2 separate regions of the Homo sapiens genome follow, and region 2 is linked to region 1. A link is a loop called in an ENCODE intact Hi-C map of the cell type or tissue named here. Cell type or tissue: A673. All regions are shown on one strand. Links, peaks and the distances in the headings refer to the core of each region. The heading gives the core; the rest is flanking DNA.

Evidence for each region. Hi-C counts contacts between places; a loop is a spot of excess contacts. Peaks named below come from ENCODE experiments on the same cell type or tissue, not always from the same donor. Only the 100,000 strongest peaks of a DNase experiment are listed, where the experiment ranks them.
Region 2: it touches region 1 in a loop (2.0-fold over the local background); 3 of 110 quality-filtered maps call a loop at or near these places.

Annotation. Positions count from the first base shown.
Region 1 is chr17:66,537,494-66,546,052 of GRCh38, forward strand. The region is part of intron 3 of PRKCA (protein kinase C alpha); the gene reads left to right. Among named protein-coding and RNA genes, the nearest start is that of PRKCA-AS1, 120 kb to the left of the region's middle. RefSeq lists a silencer at 4,938-4,987. In A673, for the core only: no CTCF peak of the experiment used is centred there; DNase peaks (open chromatin) are centred at 4,568, 4,858 and 5,798; H3K27ac peaks cover 2,111 bases.
Region 2 is chr17:66,476,313-66,484,871 of GRCh38, forward strand. All of the region lies in intron 2 of PRKCA (protein kinase C alpha), which reads left to right. Among named protein-coding and RNA genes, the nearest start is that of PRKCA-AS1, 64 kb to the left of the region's middle. RefSeq lists an enhancer at 7,931-8,000. In A673, for the core only: no CTCF peak of the experiment used is centred there; a DNase peak (open chromatin) is centred at 4,069; H3K4me3 peaks cover 856 bases; H3K27ac peaks cover 1,089 bases.

The sequences.
Region 1 (8,559 bases), core at 199-8,198:
ACATTTAAATATTAACATTCTTGGGAAGATTTTGTATAGACAGCTTTCTCTGTCATCCGAATGCCGTGTGGTCTTCAGAGCATGTCATAAGAAAAGTCATGAGACACAAATCTGATGGAACTTTCTTTAGCATATGTTTAAGACTTGTCATCTTCCCATCTCATCTTTGCAGTAGAAAAATACCAACGTTTCCCTGAACAAAATAGAAGTATTTTCCACTTCCCCATTTCTGAAGCTCCTAGACGTTTTATATTTCTTTTGAGTAAGAGATTGCTTTGTATCCAGGAGCCTTTGCATGGTGCCTTTTCTTTTACTGGTTTGTTTATTTGGGAGATGGAGTCTTGCTCTGTCACCCAGGCTGGAGTGCATTGGCATGATCTCGGCTCACTGCAATCTCCACCTCCTGGGTTTAAGGGGTTCTCGTGCCTCAGCTTCCCGAGTGGCTGGGATTACAGGTTCACGCCACCATGCCCAGCTAATTTTTTGTATTTTTAGTAGAGACAGGGTTTTACCATGTTGCCTAAGCTGGTCTCCTGAGCTCAGGCAATCTGCCCGCCTCTGCCTCCCAAACTGCTAGAATTACAGGCGTGAGCCACCACCACGCCTGACTCCTTTTCTTTTTCTTGATGTTACTGAAGACTTTATTTTGGAAGTAGTGAGGGCCCAGAGCTGATCCCTTCTGGAGATGTGTCACAGGGTAAAGAATGTGGCTTTGAAACTCCAACTCTGTCACTTAAAGCTGTGCCTCTTTCAGAGTTACTTAACCACTCTGAACCTTAGTTTCCTCTTCTGCAAAATGGGAGACTAGCAACCTGCCACCCAACTGACTGCTCTGGGCTATTTATGAGACAGTCTCTGCTCTCGGGAGACATCCCTCTTTGGCTTATTCATCCTCACTCATCTGCGTTGGAGAGATGCACTTGGTGCCTCTCCTGCAGAAGGGGTGTTAGGAGGCTGTTGCGTTTGTCACCAGGGAGGTGATGTTTTCCCCATTGGGAACCCTAGGCCAGCAAACTTCGAGAAGTGTCTGTGGCAGCTTGAATGCTGCTATTTAAGAGTTGATAAAGAGGCAGCTTGGAGAAAACCTCAAGCTTATTTGGTTGAGTGGGGTGGCTGTGTGAGAATTAAGTAATGAGTAGACCTGAAGCATCTGGTGGGATCTCCAGCAGTTAGTAAATGGCAGCTGTTTTTATTCTCATCCCTTGTGGGCAGTACTGTCCAGTTCCAGTGATGGGCATTAGTGGCATTTGGGATTTGAGGATAACCTTCATAGGTTGGAATGAGTACCGTAGCAAAACAGAATTCTGCTCTTAGCCAGAAAGCATTCCAGTTAGCAAACTACCTGACAGTGTAATGTGCCCAGAGGACCCAGGAGGGCCATCCCAGGGAGAACAGCATCGCCATTTCTGCTGACCACATGCTGTCTCCTGAGCCCCGGTATCTGAGGCCCTCATCGAAGGCATAGGCATATTAACAGTTATGCTGCCAGACTTTTATCAGCAGTCTGTACTTCTCCTTTTATCTTCGGAACTGTGATGAAAAGAACAGTCCACTCCCTTCTGATCTCAACACTTACCAAAGCTCATCTGTTCACAGGCAAATGTACTAAAACATTTTTTATTGGAGACTGAGTTTCATGTGTAGACATCATTGTATTTCTGTGTGGTGTCCTCAGATTTTCACTCTTGTTTTTTCCCCAGCTGCCTTTTTTAAAAACTCCTTTGCACTCTTAAACGTCAGGCTGAGTGTATGTGTGTAAATAAACGCTTTGGGTGGAGGATATTGTTCTGCTGTGACAAGCCATCAAGCAGCACAGCAAGAAACAATACTTTTCTAATTTGTGAGTTATTCTTACGTTTCCCTTTTGCAAGGCTAGTTATTTCATTAAATTCATTTAATTTAAGCTTTGAAATCTTTTTTTTTTTTTTGAGATGGAGTCTTGCTCTGTCCTCCAGGCTGGATTGCAGTGGCGTGATCTCGGCTCACTGCAAGCTCCGCCTCTCAGGTTCACGCCATTCTCCTGCCTCAGCCTCCTGAGTAGCTGGGACTACAGGCGCCCGCCACCACATCCAGCTAATTTTTTTTTATTTTTAGTAGAGATGGGGTTTCACTGTGTTAGCCAGGATAGTCTCGATCACCTGATTTGTGATCTGCCCGCCTTGGCCTCCCAAAGTTCTGGGATTACAGGCGTAAGCACCGCGCCCGGCCTAAGGTTTCAATCTTAATAAGAATGGCTAACTTTTAGATGAGAGTTTTACATCAGAAAACCTCATCGTACCCAGAGAGATGCTTCTTTAATTCAGATTTGAAGGGATGAGTTTCCTTGTTCTGGATTAAACAGCTCACTCAGACACACCAAATGAATGCAGTGTGCAGTCCTAGGTGGCACCAATCACAGAAGAGTGAAAAGCATAAAACAGTTTTAGAAAAGGTCACCACACTTAGAAATAGAAATCCACCCTTGCTCACGCAACCCGAGGGATTTGAAAATAATTTCGAAAATCAATTTAAACATGTAGGCCACCCGTCTTTTGGAGAGATGCAGTTGGTGCCTCTCCTGCAGAAGGGGTGTTAGGAGGCTGTTGTGTTTGTTGCCAGGGAGGTGATGTTTTCCCCATTGGGAACCCTAGGCCAGCAAACTTCGGGAAGTGTCTGTGGCAGCTTGAATGCTGCTATTTCAGAGCTGATGAAGAGGCAGCTTGGAGAAAACCTCAAAAATAAATACTCTGATTCATCATTGTTGTTCAGGCTTTCCAGCCGTCAGAGCCAGCCCAGGGTTCTGAGACAAAGGGTAACATTCAGCACAGAGCCCAGCGGAGAGTCTGGAGCCCTGACTGTCTCTAAAAGAGGGGGCGGAGAGGGAGGCAGCTGCCTGCAAACCCTGGAGTGGGGCTTGACGCTGGGGGGACGGCGTGTGCTGGTTTTGCTGCTTTGGGGGTGAGGAGAGGATGAATAATCCAAAGAGGGACGTCTCCCGAGAGCAGGGACCATCTCATAAATAGCCCAGAGCAGTCAGTTGGGTGGCGGGCTGCCGTGCGGGGGCTGCAGTTAGAAGCAGCACTCGGAGTGGAGTGGGGCCTCCCAGCGGGGCCCTGCTGCACTTTGTGAGTGCTCTGTGGTCGAAGGCCAGCTGGGCCTGAAGGCAAAACATCTGGATTTTGCAGAGGGTTCCTAGGCTGAGACGGAATTCAGGCTGTAGGCTCTGTGAGACCTTGTGTGAAACCCCCGGTTCTGTCTCTGTCACTTGTTTGAGTCTCCCATTTCTCTGTCTATCAAAAGATTGAATATGGTGGCTTACAACAGAGGCAGTCGAGGGTAATTATTAGTATCATGGTTTGACCTCGAGATCTGGCACTTCCTGGACCTATTCCGTTGTATATTTCTCTGTGCACTCCCTGAGCCTCCCTTTTCTCAGCTGAGAAAATGGTCACACCTATGGTATCCCACACTGTGGAAAATGACCAAATAAGACAAGGTATGTGCAAGTATTTGGTAGAACCCTACAGAGGTAGGAAGTGGCTGTTACTAGCTGTTTCCACTGGTATTCTCTGGCCATCTCAGAGCTGTTTAGGGACCATTCCAGCTACAGGGGAGGGCAAGATTTAGAGTAGACTCTCAAATGAGTCTATCTGATTCTTTGGAAGCACGAGCTCTAGTAAGATAGTTTGAACAAAGATGTGACCATGAGGGGTTTTGTTTTATTTTTTAACTAGATTTTGATATGTTGTGTGCCGCTTCTCCACTGCACAGATTGACCAAGAGTTAGCTGCAGATTGTGGCTCAGTAAGAAGGTCTTGTGGTACGTGCTCCTGCGGCCCCCACCTCAAACTCTTGCCTCTGGTGTTCTTGAAAGAAATGAGGGGACCTTTGCCCGAGCCAAGGGAAAATGCAAGATTTTGGAGGCTTAGCCCCTTTATTGTTTTTTTCCTCTGTTGCTTATATTGATTTCTGCGGCAAAGAGCAGTTGACTGGGATTGAAAGCTACTCTGCTGGTCTTGGATGTGGAAGAAAAAATAATTCCCACTTTCCAAATAGAGGCTCATCCAGAGGCAGCAGATGCCAGAGGCAGCAGATGCTAGCTGCAGTTCTGCAGGCAGGAATTGCACGTGCAAAGCAGAGCTGACGTCCAGTCCACGCCTCATGGCACTTTGGAAGTGCATCTGACACCGTTTGCCTGCCATACACAAGCCACAAAGACTTTTTGAGGCGACAGGTTATGCCAAAAATTAAGTAAAAATGACACAGCTTCAGATGACATTTACATATCTATTTTTGAGGTTTCAGAACATGTGCCCTATAAAAATGTACAACTGCATTGTTTAAAACTCTTCTGAGTCTCTGAGGATTTTCTATCAGTGCATGCCTCTCAGTTATCACTTAAATGTCAAGGCCCTAAGCTTGTATGAGCCCCTAAAATGTTTTTGAGCCCCACAGTAAATTTTTGGCTGACCACATTTGTTCTATGTAAGGCTGATAACAAGCCACCACGTGGAATCTCACAGTGGGACTTTAGTATCAGGCAATTGCAGAGTCCTGAAGCTCGTGTTGCGGTTATTATGGTTCTATATAAAGCCCCAGGGGAGAAAGTCATTTCATGCTTTTAAAATTACTAGTTAATGTTTAAGGAGTTTATACGGAGTGGACTGAGCCAAGCATTTTCCCCTTAACTTTAAAATTATTACAGAGAGGCCTTAAGAAACTGTTCTGTATTAGATGGTGATTAAAATATGACCTTTTTCTTTCTTTATGCTTAGGATTTTCACGATGTGGTTTGCAATTAATTTGTATGTGCACAGTCTTTGTGCTAGTTTCTGTGGACATACAGTGGTGCTACTTGGCCTTAAGAGCTTCCTGTGTGTGGTTGGGAGATAGGCAGTTAGTAAGCCATGTGTGCTGTGAGAAAACCCAGAGCATAGAAGTCGCACATGAGAGTACCAGGTGCTGAGTACCATGGGGGTGAGAGCAAGGAGGGATTATTTCTGCCCCAAGAAGGCTTCTTGGGAAATAGAGCAGTTATGAAGGACCTGGAAAGATGTTCCAATAAGACTTGGGTGAGGAGACACAATAGTCCCAAGTAGGGAGGGCAGAGCACCCTGAGTAGAGGTGTGGTGTCAGGAAGTGTGAGAATTCTTCAGAGACTGATAGTCGGAAGGGATTCCTCTGCAAAGGCCTGTGGAAGGATATGAAGGTTGGAAAGACAAGTGGGAGCCATTGGGGAGTCTCAACAAATGTGTATTGTATTGTGTGTGTTTCACTTGGAAAATTATCTTGCTATTAATGAGAAAGTACAGATTAATGCTTTTTTTGTTTTACTGGATTCAAATTATATTTGACAAGTCATTTCATTCTAGTGTATGCATGTGATTTTCTTGGAACGAGGGTAACATTTTAAAGATAGGATTTGATGAGTCAATGAGGTATTTTTCAAGTAGATTACTTAGAAAATGTTATAGTCATAAAATATCTTGGAGTTACAGTTAAGAGTCAATTATTGTTTCATCTATAGGCATCCAATTAAAGTTGAATTATGCTGTTATTTTCACTCAATTTCCAAAGCTATGCACTTCCGTAATTTCTATCCTTGTTTATAGTCAGTATAATGTTTAATGCAATGTGCCTGATTTAGCACTTTGTGTTATAAATTTTGCCTGATAAATAATCAACTTATTTTCTTCCGTATGACGACAGTTTTCTTCACAGTGAATGGAGCTTAGTGTATTTATATAAAATGTAAGTCTGGGAGAGTTTCCATTATAGTTCAAGTATATTTAATGTTCAAAAGAATGCAGTATTTGTGGTTTCCTGGCATTCTTTGAATACCATGTGGCTCTTCTCTCTTCCTTCTCACCAAAACCCTAGTCATTTTATTATTTATATAATGAGATACTGTAAGATACTAAAACATAAGTTATTGTGAGGTCTGGCTTTTGATGCTATGAAGTACCCTTTGTTATTTGAGACTAATGAAATGAAATCAGTGAGTTCCAGCTTGTCTACTAGTATGTTGCTTGAAACAATTACATTCTTTTGAACATTAAATTTATATATTTGAACTATAAGGAAACTCTCCCAGACTTGTATTTTATATACTCTAAGCTCCATTGACCATGCAGAAATCTGTCAGCATATGAGAGGAACAAGCGGATTATTTATCAGGCAGATTTTATAATGCAGAAATACGAAGCAACATAGTGCTGTGGTGAAGACAGAATTGAACATTGTTAGACACTTAGCAATCCCAAGAGGCATCATGAAGTCCATGTACCCTACACCATAGAAAAGGCTACACCCCAAAGTTCTGGAACAAGCCTGGTTTGCTGGCTTTCTGGTGTCAAATGTCAGAAGCAGAAAATGGGAGGATGGTAAAACAGTAGACTCAGTGAGAGCAGGACTGAACTTCAGCAGGCCCCATAATTGTACAGAAACAAGATTGCTAGGCTGGGTGCTGTGGCTCACGCCTGTAATCCCAGCACTTTGGGAGGCCAAGGCAGGCAGATCACTTGAGGTCAGGAGTTCGAGACCAGCCTGGCCGACTTGGTGAAACCCTGACTGTACTAAAAAAAATACAAAAATTAGCCACGTGTGGTGGTGCACACCTGTAGTCCCTGCTACTGGGGTGGTGGGGGGAGCTGAGGCAGGAGAATCGCTGGAACCCGGGAGGTGGAGACTGCAGTGAGCCAAGATCAGACCACTGCACTGCAGCCTGGGCGACACAGCGAGACCCCATCTCAAACAACAACTACAAAAGATTTCTCATGGCCACTTAGTTTAGGAAGAAGACCCCCATGTAGTTCATGAACCCAATGCTGTGAACCAAAATACTATAAACACTAGTATTCTAGGTCACCACTGTGATCATTGAGAAAATGTTGAAGTATATTGACATATTTTGTTTAACAAAACAAGGGACTTAAAGTGCGTTTTAGAAATATTTGTATACATGCTGGTTTAAAAAAGAAAAGACTAAAAACAAGCCTTAGTACATAAAAAGAAAATATTCAGTTTTCCAGAAAATGAGGTTACTCCCTTACATTGAGAGTTACATGAAGCCTTGTTACAGTACTTTTAGTCTTCTTTATTCAAAGAAAGAATTACCAATATCATTTTTTTTTTAAGATGGAGTGAGTCTTGCTTTGTCACCCAGGCTGGAGTACTGTGGCATGATCTCAGCTCACTGCAACCTCCACCTCCCAGGTTCAAGCCATTCTACTGTCTCACCCTCCCAAGTAGCTGGGATTACAGGCATGCGCCACCATGCCCAGCTAATTTTTGTATTTTTAGTAGAGATGGGATTTCACCATGTTGGTCAGGCAGGTTTCAAACTCTTGACCTCAGGTGATCCACCCGCCTCGGCCTCCCAAAGTGCTGGGATTACAGGCATGAGCCACCATGTCCGACCACCAATATCATTTTTTAAAAGTAAATTATTACGATTTCCTTAGGTGGTTAATAAATTACCATTATTTTCTCTATTTTACAGATCACGAAATGATAAGTAACTTACCGAAAGTTACATTATTTAAGTTAATCAAATGTTTATTGATTGCCAGACTTTTTTCTAGGCTTAAGCAAATGTTGGAAAATACTTCTCTGAGCTTTCAAAAATGTTATTTCTACTTGTCAGTGCTGCAGGAGTTTAATACAGATAATTTAGGCTGGGCGCAGTGAATCACGCCTGTAATCCCAGCACTTTGGGAGGCCAAGGCGGGCAGATCACGAGGTCAGGAGATCGAGACCATCCTGGCTAACACGGTGAAACCCCGCCTCTACTAAAAAATACAAAAAATTAGCCAGGCGTGGTGGCGGGTGCCTGTAGTCCCAGCTACTCAGGAGGCTGAGGTAGGAGAATGGCGTGAACCCAAAAGGCGGAGCTTGCAGTGAGCCAAGATTGTGCCACTGCACTCCAGCCTGGGCGACAGAGCGAGACTCTGTCTCAAAAAAACAGATAATTTATCTACATACTGTATGACTTTACTTTAAAAAATGTTTGTATCCTTGTAGTAAGACTGTTATTTTTTTTAATCCTACATCACATCATGCATTCCTGAGTGTGAGCTACCAGTGTTTTTGTCTAGGGCTAGATTACTAGAGCTAAAATATCGGGAGAATTAATGAGAAAAAAAGGCTTAACCACTGAGGCTCTGTCAATATCAGTTTTTGTGGCAGGCTATGTTTACTTTCTTCAAGGAAAAATGTCAGGCAAAATTTTATCACTACAAATACAAAAGAGAAGAACATTAAAAAAATCTGATCATTATAGAAATCATAGTCAGTGCAGAATGTTTCCTGCAGAATCCAAGTGTTTAGTGAATGTTGGTGGAAAATATGAAGTGTGTCATGTGATTGGAAAGTCATTTACCATATTCATTTTTCTTTTAGGAAAAAAAGTAAATTAGATTTTGTATGAGAATAAACCTTACTGAGACTTGTTAATTTTGCTCTGAAATTTACTGTTTGATATTAATCTGGCCAGTCTAGCTTTCTTTTAGATTAATGTTACCATGATACTTCGTTTTTTATCCTTTTACTTTTCATATATCTGTGTCTTTAAGTCTAAAA
Region 2 (8,559 bases), core at 423-8,422, 61 kb before region 1:
CGGGCCCAAGCTCTGCAAGCCTGGTGCTTGGGGGCATGTTGCCTCCCTGCTGCACAGCACTTCCTGCCACTGTCCTGGTCAAGCTGGGTTTCCCGATTTACGGAAGAGCTTGGGCTCAGAGGGAGGCCGTGAGGAGCCCCGAGAGAATGCCAGCCAAGGCCCTGTCTGGTCTAATCCTGCCAGAGCCTGGCCTTTGGGTGGAACTGGGAGGGCCGGGGAAGAAGGTTATGAGAGGCACAAGCTCTGGTTCTCTGCCATTACCTCTCAGCCTAGAAGTGGCCATTGGATTTCTTTGTATGTTTTCTCTTTATAGTAAATAAAGAGGAAACTTCTCCCCTCACTGGCCTGTGTAGGCTACAGTTGCCTGAGGCTCAGGCTTGCCTGTTCTTCTAATCATTGACCTTCTTGTTAGTTGGATTCTCTTTTTCTTCATTTAAAAATACGCCACATTTCCTTTCCCTCAGTCTTGTTGCAAGTTCCCAATAATTTTGGAGTCCTGTTAAAAGACCTGTACTTTTTATAAATTTGCTTTCCCTTCAATCTGGAGAAAGAGAAGAGGAATTACTTGTAGAGTGGGTACTGTGTCTCAGAGCTAGGCTGAAGCTTCACGTACATCATCCTGTCTGTCCTTAACAATCCTGCAAGGCTGGTGATGCTAATTTCCATTTTAGAGTCGGAAACAGTTGAGAATGAGAGCTTCACATACCCAAGGTCATGCAGCTGGAGAATAGGGGTGTGCAGATGAGGACACAGGGCACTGTCCCACCCACCCTACCAGGACGAGGGGCTTCATGCTAAACTCTGGCCCATTAGAAACCACTTGGGAAACATAAATGCCCACGGATACAGCCATTTCAAAGATCCATGCTTAGACCAGAACATTTAGCACAAAGCGAAACCCACAGAAACTTCAAAAGGAATAAAAATATCATGTTAATGTTAAGAAAAATTATTTAAAATTTGGAAATAAGGCATAAACGTAACAGCAGCATGTAGTTCTTCAAATGTTAGCCAGGGGCGTTGCTTAACAAGCCTACCCAAGGGTTATTTGTTTAGGGTGTCATACCTGGCTTTGTTTTTAACTTTTAAAAAATAACAACTTTGTGGCCGAGCGCGGTGGCTCATACCTGTAATCCCAGCACTTTGGGAGACTGAGGCGGGCGGACCACCTGAAGTCAGGAGTTTGAGACAAGCCTGGCCAACACGGTGAAACCCCGTCTCTACTAAAAATACAAAAATTAGCCGAGCGTGGTGGCGGGCACCTGTAGTCCTAGCTACTTGGGAGGCTGAGGCAGGAGAATTGCTTGAACCTGGGAGACGGAGGTTGTGGTGAGCTGAGATTGCACCACTGCACTCCAGCCTGGGCAACAGAGTGAGACTCCGTCTCAAAACAAAAAACAAACACAGCTTTGTAATATAATTCACGTAATGTACAATTCACCCATTTAAAGTGTACACTTCAGGGGTTTCTAGTAATTTCAGAGTTGTGTAACCATCGGCACAGTCCTTTTTAGAACATTCTCATTGCCCCAGAAAGAAACCTGTTAGCAGTTACTCCCCATTCTCTAACTGGGCAGACTTCTTTCGGATGTATTTATTGGTGGACTCTAATTCTTGTTTGACCTAGCTTTACCAACTTAGTTGTTCCCTCTCTAAACCAAAAAGTACCCGAAACGTGTCTCAATCAATTTAGAAGTTTATTTTGCCAAGGTTAAGGACGTGCGCCCAGGAGACAGGTCTGTGCTTTTCGCCAAAGATGATTTTGAGTGCTTCAATGTTTAAAGGGGAAGGAGGAAGAAATTGTAAAAGGTGTTGGTAGATAAGAGGCAGAGAGTTGCATTCTTTTCAGTTTTTCATCAGCTGTTCACATGTGAGAGGGAGTAGAGGAATAGTCACTTGTGCATTCCTCTAGCTCCGTGAATCTGCTTTTTTTGTTTGTTTATTTTATTTTATTTTTTTGAGATGGAGTTTCACTCTTGTTGCCCAGACTGGAGTGCAGTGGCACAATCGCAGCTCACCGCAATCTCCGCCTTCTGGGTTCAAGTGATTCTCCTGCCTCAGCCTCCCGAGTTGCTGAGATTACAGCCATGTGCCACCACACCTGGCTAATTTTGTATTTTTAGTAGAGACGGGGTTTCACCATGTTGGTCAGGCTGGTCTTGAACTCCTGACCTCAGGTGATCCACCCACCTTGGCCTTCTGAAGTGTTGGGATTACAGGCATGGACCACCGCGCCCAGCCCATATTCAACTTATTTTTTAAATGATAATTCATAAAACACTTTAGGATCTTGCATTGCAATAGCATTGTTATGAACATTGCTCTAAAGTTAAGATTTTTAGTTTCTTAAGTAATACATTAATGGTTGAAAAAATTAGAGAATATAGATGAACAAAAATAAAAGTAAAATTAAATTTTCCCAAACACTGCCCTAGAGACAGCCCCGTATCACGTTGGTCTGTGTCCTTATAGACTTTTTCTCTTGCAACAACTTACAGTATTTTTAAAACAGTAAATAGCCCCACATCATGATTATTGTTAAATATAAGTTTTTTGAAGCACTGTGTATAAGTGTAGATTAAAAACCATTTTGGTTTACTGTAAAAACTCTGGAAGACAACCTAGGCAACACCATTGAGGACATAGGCATGGGCAAAGATTTCATGACGAAGACGCCAAAAGCAATTGCGACAAAAGCAAAAATTGACAAATGGCATCTAATTAAACTTAACAGCTTCTTCACAGCAAAAGAAACTATCAACCGAGTAAACAACCTACAGAATGGGAGAAAATTTTTGCAAGCTATGCATTCAGCAAAGATCTAATATCCAACATCTATAAGGAACTTAAATTTACAAGAAAAAAACAACCCCCCAAAAAAGTGGGCAAAGACATGAAAAGACACTTTTCAAAAGAAGATATACATACAACCAACAATCATGAAAAAACACTCAACATCACTGATCATTAGAGAAATGCAAATCAAACAAAATACCATCTCACACCAGTCAGAATAGCTATTACTAAAAAGTCAAAAAATATTAGATGCTGGTGAGGTTGTGGAGAAAAAGGAACACTTTTACACTTATGGTGGAAATGTAAATTAGTTCAACCATTGTGCAAGACAGTATGGCCATTCTTCAAAGAGCTAAAAGCAGAACTGCCATTTGACCCAGCAATCCCATGGCTAGGTATATACCCAAAGGAATATAAATTGTTCTGTTATAAAGACACATGCACACATATGTTCATTGCAACACTATTCACAATAGGAAAGACATGGAATTAACCTAAATTCCCATCAATGATAGACTGGATAAAGAAAATGTGGTACATATACACCATGGAATACTATGCAGCCATAAAAAGGAACGAGATCATGTCCTTTGCAGGGAAATGGATGGAGCTGGAGGCAATTATCCTTACCAAACTAACACAGGAACAGAAAACCAAATACTGCACGTTCTCACTTATAAGTGACAGCTAAACAATGAGAACACATGGACACACAGAGGGGAACAACACACAGTGAGGCCTGTCAGAAGGTGGAGGGTGAGAAGAGGGAGAGGATCAGGAAAAATAACTCAAGGGTACATGGCTTCATATCTGGGTGTTGAAACAATCTGTACAGCAAACCCCCATGACACAAGTTTACCCATATAACCTGCATAGATACCCCTGAACTTAAAAAAAAAAAAAAACATTTTGGTTTTAGAATTCTGAATAACAATTCATCATATTTATTTTTAAATTCATTTTGTCTTATATTTTCTGGCATGCAGTTTGGAAAGGTAATATATTTGTTTTGTAAGATTTTTCTTTAGTTTTTAAAATTTGTGGGTGCTTCTATGCCTTCATATCCTTCTTTGTATGGAGACTTTCCTAGTTCCTTTGTCTCGTGTTTTTCCCCAGTTGCTCTCCACTGTTACCCATGGGCATTAGAATCCCTTGGACGCCTTCAGATTTCCTTTTTGGAGGCTCCTGGCCCCATTCCTTTGTAATTATGTGGTGTTCCACGTCCCTGATGTTTTATTAGTTCCCAACATACTTGATATAAGAGAGGTAATTAGTGTATTATGGCTTCTTTTTGAATTGTTCCCCAAGATAAGCAGAGGGAAATGTTACATGGGTAAAAATTTACATAATAATGTGACCAGGCTTTGTCGCAAAAGCTCACTGTAATCATGAGAAAATGAAAGCATTTTATTTATGGAAAGTTTCCGCATGTATTTGTCTCTAAGAATTAAAAATTGCCACTGCATTATGGTGGCCTCAGATTTCAGAAGAAACATTGTACTGTGTTTACTTGTACCGTGCCCTGCCTTTCTAACCAAACTTGAATACCCTCTTTTCTGTTCTGAGACTGTTCTATGGCCATTCCACCATTGATTGAAACCAAAGCCAAACCAGAACATTAAATATGAAATGCTTTTTCCCTCACCCACAGGAGCTTTGTAATTATATGGCTTAAAAAAAAAAAAGCACTGAATTCTTAAATGAGAGTGTTTAGTAAAATATTTGGAACAGCTTCAGCTTCCTACTTTCCTTCAGTGAACCATGGCTGAAGGTAACGTTTTCTTGGTCAATGTGAATTGCGTTCCTTCCCCCGGTGCTTGATTTTCCTTTGACCTACTCCGTCTCCATAGTTTGCATGAGGTGGCCCAAGCCTCTTTCCATAATTTTACATAGGTGTTACCGCAGAACGCTGCCAGATGGCTGCCTGTCTTGGTGGGGAGAAGTCCCTGGATCTGCTGTCCTTTTTCATTCTCAGCACTAGCGTCATTTCTGCCACAAGTCTTCCCTGAACTCAAGGCTGGGCTGAGGGCTATTCCCCAGGCACTCACACCTTACATTGGCAAGACCTTCCTCCACTTGTATGATCCTGAAATGTTCTCTTAGTGACTCTTTTCCAAACTAAAAGCTCCAGGGGGGCCCCTGAGCGAAGTTGATCTTTACAACCACCAGGGCCCAGCACCATATCTGGGATGTAGCTATTGCTCGATAAATATTTGTTGACCAGAAGGTAAGTGAACCGAGTACTCCCTATCCACTGTGTGTCTACATTCCTGCCAACCCCTGTATATATATGACAACGACTCTTCAGTCCCAGGCCTAATAGACTTGCCCCAGTCAGCTCCTTCCTGATTTCATGTAAGAGTGACACGATTGAATACTTCCTCCTTCCTGAAACGTTTCCCCCTGTTGGATGTCGGGGCTCCTGCTCTCTGCTCGCCTCTCTCCTAGGCCTGTCTCTGAGGTTTGGCCAACTCCTCTTGTCACCCCTCCAGCACTATGAGCAAGGAATTCTGGTTCTCCCCACACCATCTTTTTTGAAATTGCATTCGAGGTCTCCAGCATCTCTTCTAGGCAGATACCTGAAGGGACTGGGCTTCATGTAGTCCTCCCAGGCCTGCCAGACTTTCTGGCCTTCAACTAGGAGCTTCATGCGTGTCTGTGGAAGGAGTGACCAATGGACAAACATACAACTCTATTTTGAAAGTGGGTTGGGGCTGGGTGTGGTGGCTCATGCCTATAATCCCAGCACTTTGGGAGGCAGAGGTGGGTGGATCACAAGGTCGGGAGTTCAAGACTAGCCTGGCCAACATGGTGAAACCCCATCTCTACTAAAAATACAAAAATTAGCTGGGTGCGGTGGTGGGCACCTGTAATCCCAGCTGTGTGGGAGGCTGAGGCAGGAGAATCACTTGAACCTGGGAGGCGGAGGTTGCAGTGAGCCAAAATCGCGCCATTGTACTCCAGCCTGGGCGACAGAGCAAGACTGTCTCAAAAAAAAAAAAAAAAAAAGAAAAAAAGAAAAAAAAGAAAGTGGATCGAGTATGAATTATGAAATTGCAAAGACTAGAAGGATACATGTGGGTCTTGCAAGGCCTTGCCCTTGAGTTTGCAATCAACTGGCTTGTTTAATAAACAAATATGTGCTAAGGATGATGGCTCCTCATGGAACTTAGGGCATGCAATCATTGACTTCAGAATAAAACTGTAGCTTAGGACCCAAAGAGAAGAACAGAGGTAAGGAAGAATCATGAGCTCACTCGCTGCTCACCCCTTCCAGTGCCCACCTAGAGTCCTTCAGGGATCATAGCTTCAAAACCCTTCCAGTGGATTCTTTCTGAAGTTCATTCTCAGACTCTCAGTGATCTTTACTACCTTTTAAATTAGGAATGTTCTTCACAAAAAGGAATGCTACAGGTTACTTCACTGAGTACGAGGTGAAGATTCCAAGTGTTCATTTTCTGTGTGGCTGTATATTATTTGTGTGGGAACCCACATTCTTATCTCACCACTAAAGATCAAGAAAGTACTTTCACCAGCCAGCAAGCATCACTTGTATGTGGTCATTGTATGATTACAACGGCAGGTACCAGCAGGTGTATTAAGCAGAACACACACATACAAAGGCAATGATTTTAAATTGGACTTTGGATTAAAGTAATATATTTAACCCCTCAAGAGTTCTGACTGTGTTAAACTCATTTATAATCATGAGCAAATGAGTCTATACTAATGCCTCAGATGTTTTTGAATTTGGCAACTTCTATTTCCTAATTGTGATTTAGGTTTAAATAACTTTTTCACTTATGCTCACCTGTAATCTTTGTATGCCTTTATTTCTCCCCGTGGAAGTATTCACAGGACCCTAATTCATTAGTTTGGTAATAGCTCTTTACTGCTTTGGACTTAAAGGTACCCTCGGTATTTTTAACAGACACAGATGTGCTGTCCCGTAGAGCTGTCGGGGAAGAATGCCTTGAATCCCGAACCACTTGCTCTTGTTCATAGTACTTAATTTTCACTTACTGAATCATTTGCTTTCCAAAAACCACCTTGTTGCATGTATTAGTTTGTTAGGGCTGTCATAACAAATTACCACAAACCGGGCAGCTTAAACAACGAAAGTGTGTTGCCTCAGTTCCAAAGGCTGGATGCTGGCAGGGTGGGTTCCCTCAGAGAGCTGCAAGAGAGAATCTGTTCCATGACTCCCCCTGGCTTCTGGTGGTTTCCCGGCAATCTTTGGCATTCCTTGGCTTGCAGAAGCAGAAGCATCACCCCAGTCTTTCTCCATCTTCACATGAGTTCTCCCAGGGTGTGTTTATGTCCAAATTTCCCCTTGCCTTTATTTTTATTTTATTTTATTTTATTTTATTTTTTCGAGACAGAGTCTCTGTCGCCCAGGCTGTGGAGTGTGGTGGTGCAGTCTCAGCTCCCTGCAAGCTCCACCTCCCAGTTAACACCATTCTCCTGCCTCAGCCTCCCAAATAGCTGGGACTACAGGTGCTCACCACCTCTCCCAGCTAATTTTTGTATTTTTAGTAGAGACAGGGTTTCACTGTGTTATCCAGGATGTTCTCAATCTCCTGACCTCGTGATCCACCCGCCTTGGCCTCCAAAGTGCTGGGATTACAGGAGTGAGCCACCGCACCCAGCCCAAATTTCCCTTTTTTGTAAGGATGCCAGTCATATTGGATTAGAGGCCTTACCTTATGCCAGTGTGACCCCATCTTCTCTAATTATATCTGCAGCAGCCCTTTTTCCAAGTCAGATCACATTCTGAGGTACTAGAAGCTAGAACATCAACATGAATTTTATGGGGATAGTTTGTATTAGTCCGTTTTCATGCTGCTGATAAAGAGATACCCGAGACTAGGTAATTTATTAAGAAAAAAAAAGTTTAATGGGCTCACAGTTAGTTCTGCATGGCTGGGGAGGCCTCACAATCATGGCAGAAGGTGAAAGTCTCGCCTTACATGGTGTCAGGCAAGAAAGAGAAGGAGAGCCAAGCGAAAGGGGAAACCCCTTGTAAAACTGTTGAATCTCGTGAGACTTACTCACTACGACGAGAACAGTATGGGGGAAAGCACTCCCATGATTCAGTTGTCTCCCACTGGGCCCCTCCCACAACACGTGGGAATTATTTGAGCTACAATTCAAGATGAGATTTGGGTGGAGACACAGCCAAACCATATCACAGTTCAACCCCTAAGAGTGTAGCTAATACCTGAAATAATCAGATGACATTTTTATTTGCCAATTCTGTGTAGGAGAGATGGGTAGAAATAATAGTAAATTGCATTGAGTGTATGATCAGAGACTATTGAGAAAGGTGATTGTTGTCAGATCCTAAATTATATGAAATAATTTGGGGGATTGTTTTTGACATATGTCATATAAAAGTAACTTATTTCCCAGGTTTCTTATTTTTTCTGACCAGCTCTTTGTCCATACTGATTCAATAATTTCCCAATGTTCTTCAGCTAATGGAGAAAAAGAGTTTGACCACATTTGTAAAATCCAATCTAACTAATGTATTTATGTTTTAGCTTTTTATTATGTACATTTTCATATATCTGGAAAAGCAGAGAGAATAGTATAATAAAAACCATATACTCTTCTTGCAACTTTAATAATTGTCAACTATTACCAATCTTGTTTCATCCATCTTCTCTCCACATATTTTTCTTGCTGGAGTCTTATTAAGGAATTGCAGATATCCTGTTATTTCACTTGTATAATTTTTTTTAAGTTAGAGAAATGTAATGT